Regions from separate parts of the Homo sapiens genome. Here region 2 is linked to region 1. A link is an interaction called in ENCODE POLR2A ChIA-PET data of the cell type or tissue named here. Cell type or tissue: PC-3. All regions are shown on one strand. Links, peaks and the distances in the headings refer to the core of each region. The heading gives the core; the rest is flanking DNA.

Evidence for each region. ChIA-PET counts read pairs that join two places held together with the same protein. Peaks named below come from ENCODE experiments on the same cell type or tissue, not always from the same donor. Only the 100,000 strongest peaks of a DNase experiment are listed, where the experiment ranks them.
Region 2: POLR2A ChIA-PET joins it to region 1 with 7 read pairs; 1 of 35 experiments calls an interaction of 5 or more read pairs at or near these places.

What each region holds. Positions count from the first base shown.
Region 1 is chr1:183,821,429-183,824,353 of GRCh38, reverse strand. The region is part of intron 2 of RGL1 (ral guanine nucleotide dissociation stimulator like 1); the gene reads right to left. Among named protein-coding and RNA genes, the nearest start is that of RGL1, 18 kb to the right of the region's middle. In PC-3, for the core only: no CTCF peak of the experiment used is centred there; no DNase peak of the experiment used is centred there; H3K27ac peaks cover 1,515 bases.
Region 2 is chr1:183,637,580-183,640,504 of GRCh38, reverse strand. It overlaps a transcript of RGL1 not described here. Among named protein-coding and RNA genes, the nearest start is that of ARPC5, 3.3 kb to the right of the region's middle. In PC-3, for the core only: no CTCF peak of the experiment used is centred there; no DNase peak of the experiment used is centred there.

The DNA of each region.
Region 1 (2,925 bases), core at 314-2,813:
ATTTCATGTCTCCAGGGCCGGATAAATAACCTGGAAGGACACTAAAAGGAGAAGCAGATGTGATGAGCGGAATCTTCACAGAAATTAGAATCACAGTGGTGTCTAAAGGGTGTACAAGAAGGTATACCAATTTTTAGGCAGCAATTAAGGTAGACTGAAAACAACGGATGGGTAGTTCTGCCAACAAATGTTCCCAAAATCCCAGATTTGGTTTGTAAGCAACGATCACTAGGAACTAACATAAAATCACCGAGAAAAATAAAATCAGCCAGGTATAGTGGCTCATGCCCATAATCCCAACACCTTGAGAGGCCAAAGCAGGAGGATCACTTAAGCCCAGGAGTTCGAGATGAGCCTGGGTAACATAGCAAGGCCCATCTCTAAAAAAAAATTAAAAGAATTAGCCATGGGGGATTGCATAGGCCTGTAGTCCTAGCCATCCAGGAGGCTGAGACAGGAGGATCTCTTGAGCCCAGAAGTTTGAGGCTGCAGTAAGCTATGACCATACTGCACTCCAGCTTGTGTGACAGAGCAAGACCCTGTCTCTAAATTAAAAGAAAAAAAATCATATCAAACTAACTTTCCATCCTTCTCTGATTCTATACAGGTAACATGGAATGCTACAGACATGATATTCATTGACTTCAAATAACTATCCCACCAACTCTCTCCTGAGATCTCTATAGCTACAGTGGAACTCCGTAAGTTGAATAATTGTAGAGTTGCCTAGATATGTATCCAAATCAGATGTCACGGAATACTGAATGGTGAAAAAAATGTTAACTGGCGAGTATTGCTGGGAGTGGGGAATGTCTCCAGCAATATATCACAGAGCTTTATGTTTAGCCATGTTGAATAAATCATTTTAACAAATAAAGTAGATAATTATACAGAACCTTATTAAACTACACTGAAAGTTATAGCTAATACATTGGTTTACTGAATCAAAATTTTAGATGATTAGCTAAGACTAATAAAATTAAAAATAAATATTTTCTATATTTAATTTTTTAAATGAAACTTGCAAGCACAGGTTTAATGAAACTTAGTTTAATAATAACTCATATTTTTGAAGAAAAGACAAAAGAATATTTCTGGCTATAAGTCTTGGGGGCAATATATTTATAGAGGCCTAATTTAAGTTCCATACAATAACACAGTTAATATTAGCTGGAACTGTATGAAGCTGCCAATATTTAACCATTTTTAACTTATAAAACTGGTGATTTCATACAGTTCATTCTAAGAAGATTATGTGTGGTGTTAAAAAAAAGAAGTACAAAGTGCTTTGGCTTGAGAGAAGAATCACTTACTACCTTTTGAGAAACCAGAGAGGACTCACAGAAGTAACATTTGAGCTAGAATTTGAGTGATGTCTGGCGATTTAAAGATGTCTGGCATTAAGGAAAGGAGGACATTTTAGACCCTGGCAACAGCAAGAGAAAAGACCCTAAAACAGGAAAATAGCCCAGTTAGCTGAAGTGTGGAGTTGCAAAAGTGAGACATAGGAAATCACCCCAGAAAGGGAGATTGGAACTTGACTTTGAAGCCCTCAAATCTACTATGATAAGTGCTCTAAAATCCTATGATTTTCCTACAAAGGCCAACATTTGGCACATAGTAAGTGCTCAAATTTGAGTGAGTGAGTAAACAAACAAATTGTTTGCAATAAGTATAAAACAAGAGGTCAACATAAACATAACTCCTGACTGCCATGTCATTCCGTCACTGGAGTCATAGTACTTTTCGTCTACAAAGGACCTTGACGATCTTTTAGTCTAACTCCCTCAAACATTTTGGGTGGCTACCAACAGGACTGGAAATACTCAAGCAAAGTAGAGGCAAAAGGCCGCCTGTTCCTCTGCCAATTCCTAGGGTAATCTAATTCACCAGGGCAAAATCTCCAAAGGAGATTTTGGTTCAATAACTCCTAAATATTGTACTTTTGGATTCCTTCCTGAAAATGAATGCTATCTAAGTCTACAAGTTTCAGAAAAAAAATGTTTGGTGGCTTTTGTGGGCAATTGTTTTTAAAAAGTCAAACATGTCTAAGGTATAATTTTTAAAGAATCTGGCTCCAGGAGAAAAAGCTGAAGCATTAGTCACATGGTTTACATTTCTTCCTCTTGCCTGCCAGATATTTTTTTTTTAATTAAGAAAAGAAAAATGGGTCAGCCCAAAAGAATTTTTACAACTGTCAGAATAAATACAAGGCCCATGTAACCCCATAAACTTCATTTTTGGAGCCTTTTCTCCCTTCTCTCTGTGGCTTACAGTGTCATTTATTTAGAACCCAGCCAAAAGTACAGCTCTGGTGACCACCCCTACATCTTTTGTACTGTAAGGACATGTTTTCTGTCAGGCAGGAAGAAGACAGACATGCTTCTAGATTAGAATACAGTCTCTTCTGATTTCAACAGGATATGATGCAGGGAGGACCTGAGGGTCACAAGGAACCCTGTCCAATTCATCTTGGCTCTAAGGTCATTAGGAAATCATCCTGCTTCTTAGAAAGTATCACCACTCATGAGACCATTTTGAAAAAGTCTCCGAGAAGCAAGTAACCAGACAAAAGTCATTCTTGGACTCCAGGGACACTTTAGGGTTGAGCACACAGGTCCAGCTTTCAGTAAGCTATCCTTAGTTCACCCTTCACTCTGGAAGTCTCCTGAGTGGCCACTGCTTTTAGGATGAGCACTAATGTTCAGGTTTACTTTCCTGCAGGGTCTGGTCTAGTTGAAGAGTCCCAGAATAGCTTTTACCAACCAGACCTAAAATCTATAAAGTGTTCCTGGTACCAACCTGCCCTCTTACAGAGCAGACCAGGCCTCCTGGTAATGCTTCAGATTAAGTCAGGCCACCCCAGATTACTAATCTTCAAACTTTTTAGCCATGATTCATAGTAAAAAGAAAAAATACATTTTA
Region 2 (2,925 bases), core at 311-2,810, 180 kb after region 1:
TACAATTTTTTTTAATCTTTGAAGTACTAATATATAAATAAAGGTTTATGAAAGTTGCAGATACCAGGATGAAATCACTGTTTGTCAAACACAAACTAGAGCCAGGAGAGCACAAAGGAGTAGGGTTCATGATTGCATGGACGAGATAAAAGACATTTTTGGAAGTCCTGTCTCAAGGACTTTCTAAAATAAGAAATTCTGTAGGACTGCAGCAATTCAGATAAAATGCTCTCAAAACAATACCTGCCCAGTAACAGCATCTCTTCCTCTAAAATGGTGCCAACTCTGACTTTGAGTATCCAAAACCAATGTCTGTTTCCAAGCAGTTTATGTGAACTTCTCCTTTTGCCAAATAAAAGTTTCCCTTTGGCCAGGCACAGTGGCTCACACCTGTAATCCCAGCACTTCGGGAGCCCAAGGCGGGCAGACAAGGTCAGGAGATCAAGACCATCCTGGCCAACATGGTGAAACCCCGTCTCTACTAAAAATATAAAAATTAGCTGGGCATGGTGGTGTGCGCCTGTAATCCCAGCTACTTCGGAGGCTGACGCAGGAGAATGCTTGAACCAGGGAGTCGGAGGTTGCAGTGAGCTGAGATTGTGCCACTGCACTCTAGCCTGGCGACAGAGTGAGACTCTGTCTCAAAAAAAAAAAGAAAAAAAGAAAAACATTTCCCTTTATCCTCCCTTCTTTGATGTATATGTAGCTTGCCACAGCTGTGCATCTCAGGTTATAATCCTCTTTTCTAATTCCCAAATAAATTCAACGTATTTAGAGATTTTTTTCCCTGATTTTTTTTTTTTTGGCTTACAGGTTTTTAGTTGATAAGTTTCAGTAGAGAGTTCACCCTATCTATTCCACTTTAATGTGTAATCATAAAATTATGTAAAGGAAAAACTTGAAACAAAGAAAAAATGAAATTCTGAAGGTTCATGTTTTAAAGTTTAACACAGAACCAGTTGATGTAGATATTCATAGGAGTATTAAATCATAAGATAGTCTATGGACAACATGCTAAACATCTTTTTATATTTCAGTAATTATGTTGCCAGAGAACCCTGGTATTAAAGCATCCTTACCAGAACTGAAATTCACTTATTTATATTTATAATACATTTTACATATTTGATTAACATTGATTTTGCACTTCTATTTCAAATAATAAAAATAAATAATGTCACGTTGCAGGATTCAACGTCTTTTTTCTTTTTTTTTTTTTTTTGAGATGAAGTGTCTTGCTCTGTCAACCAGGCTGGAGTGCAATGGCACGATCTCAGCTCACTGCCATCTCCGCCTCCTAGGTTCAAGCAATTCTCCCACCTCACCCTCCCAAGTAACTGGGACTACAGGTGTGCACCACCACCCCCAGCTAATTTTTTGTATTTTTAGTAGAGACAGGGTTTCCCCATGTTGGCTAGGCTGGTCTTGAACTCCTCACCTCAAGTGATCTGCCCGTCTTGGCTTCCCAAAGTGCTGGGATTACAGGCATGAGCCACCACGCCCAGCCAGGATTCAATGTCTTTGTTGTTTAAGTATTTAGTGGCAAGTTTGGAGAAGAGAAGCACATGTTAGAATCCTTGGTTTAAAATGTCTGAAAAGAAAGACCTATTATAGCCTTACTAAAGTCCCTTCTAACTGAAAAGATCCTTGGCTGTTTGCATCATCACAGAAAATAAGGAACTACATATACAGCATTAACCTTGAGAAAATTCAGATTCGGTCCTGCTTCAGTATTGAACCAAACCAGGTTATTTGCACAACAAGTAAAATGTCTTAAAACCTTATAAATCTTTTATATCAGGGTAAGCACTCATTTGAAAAATTAAAATAAGGAAAATAATATTACCTAAGATGAATTAAGTATCATGATTAACATTAAAAATTTAGAATTTGCAAGGAAGTGAAATAATGAGTTTTCTAATTAAAAGATAATTAAAGACAGATTTCTCCACATACACACAAAAATTTCTCTTAAAGCTTTATAAAGATTTAACTACCTAATAAGGTAGAGAAGTAATTTATGTGCCCACTAAAAAATACTCAATTTCTGAATGTTCGTCCAAAATTAACTTGTCAGATCATTAAATCATTGACTAGAAACACGTTGAGTACCTATTATGTACTAGGCACTTAGATCATTGTGAGACAATAAAAAATACTGCATTAGAAAAGGACATTTTTCACATCTTAAATGCAATAAGCATTATTTGGCTGGCAGTTAATTACATTTAACACATTAAACATATAGAGCAAAATTCTGAGCAATCAAAATAATTATACCCTTGAGCAATCGATTATTTAAATTTCTTTCACTATTCCCTTAAGCTGATTTCTACTCTGGGATTCTTTCATAGTTCTCAAATAAGAAAATAAAAAATTTCCTAAATAAGGCAATACAAAAGAATAGAAATGTAAGAGAAGAGATATATTAGCTCTTGAATCCCTGTTTCCATTTGCTGTCAATAGTGCCTCTAATGTTCGATTTTCTCTTCAAAGAAAAATCTTGATTTAAAAGAAGAAAAAGTACAATCACCTTTAACAGCTAAAGTATACTGATTAGCATCTACTAAAGTTAGCAAAGACTGAAACTGAAAAAAAATTGTAAAATCTTTATTCTAAGTTATATAACGCCATTCACCATAGTAATGATTTTATACTTTGGTATATGGCTTTTTAAAATAAATATTGCCAACAGGTAAAAATTTTTCCTTTGCTGTCTTAAGGCATTCCTAAGAGAATTTTTACCAGTGTGTGTTCATAACTTGAATGTTAATTTAAACAATGTTACTTCTATCACCTAAATGATATACTTATAGAAGAGTGGTTTAATTGGGAACAGAAAAACACCACATTGCTTCTTCCCAAGAAAAAGGGATGTATTCCATTCTCGAGGTCTCTCTCCCACTCTCTATTTATATATAATAT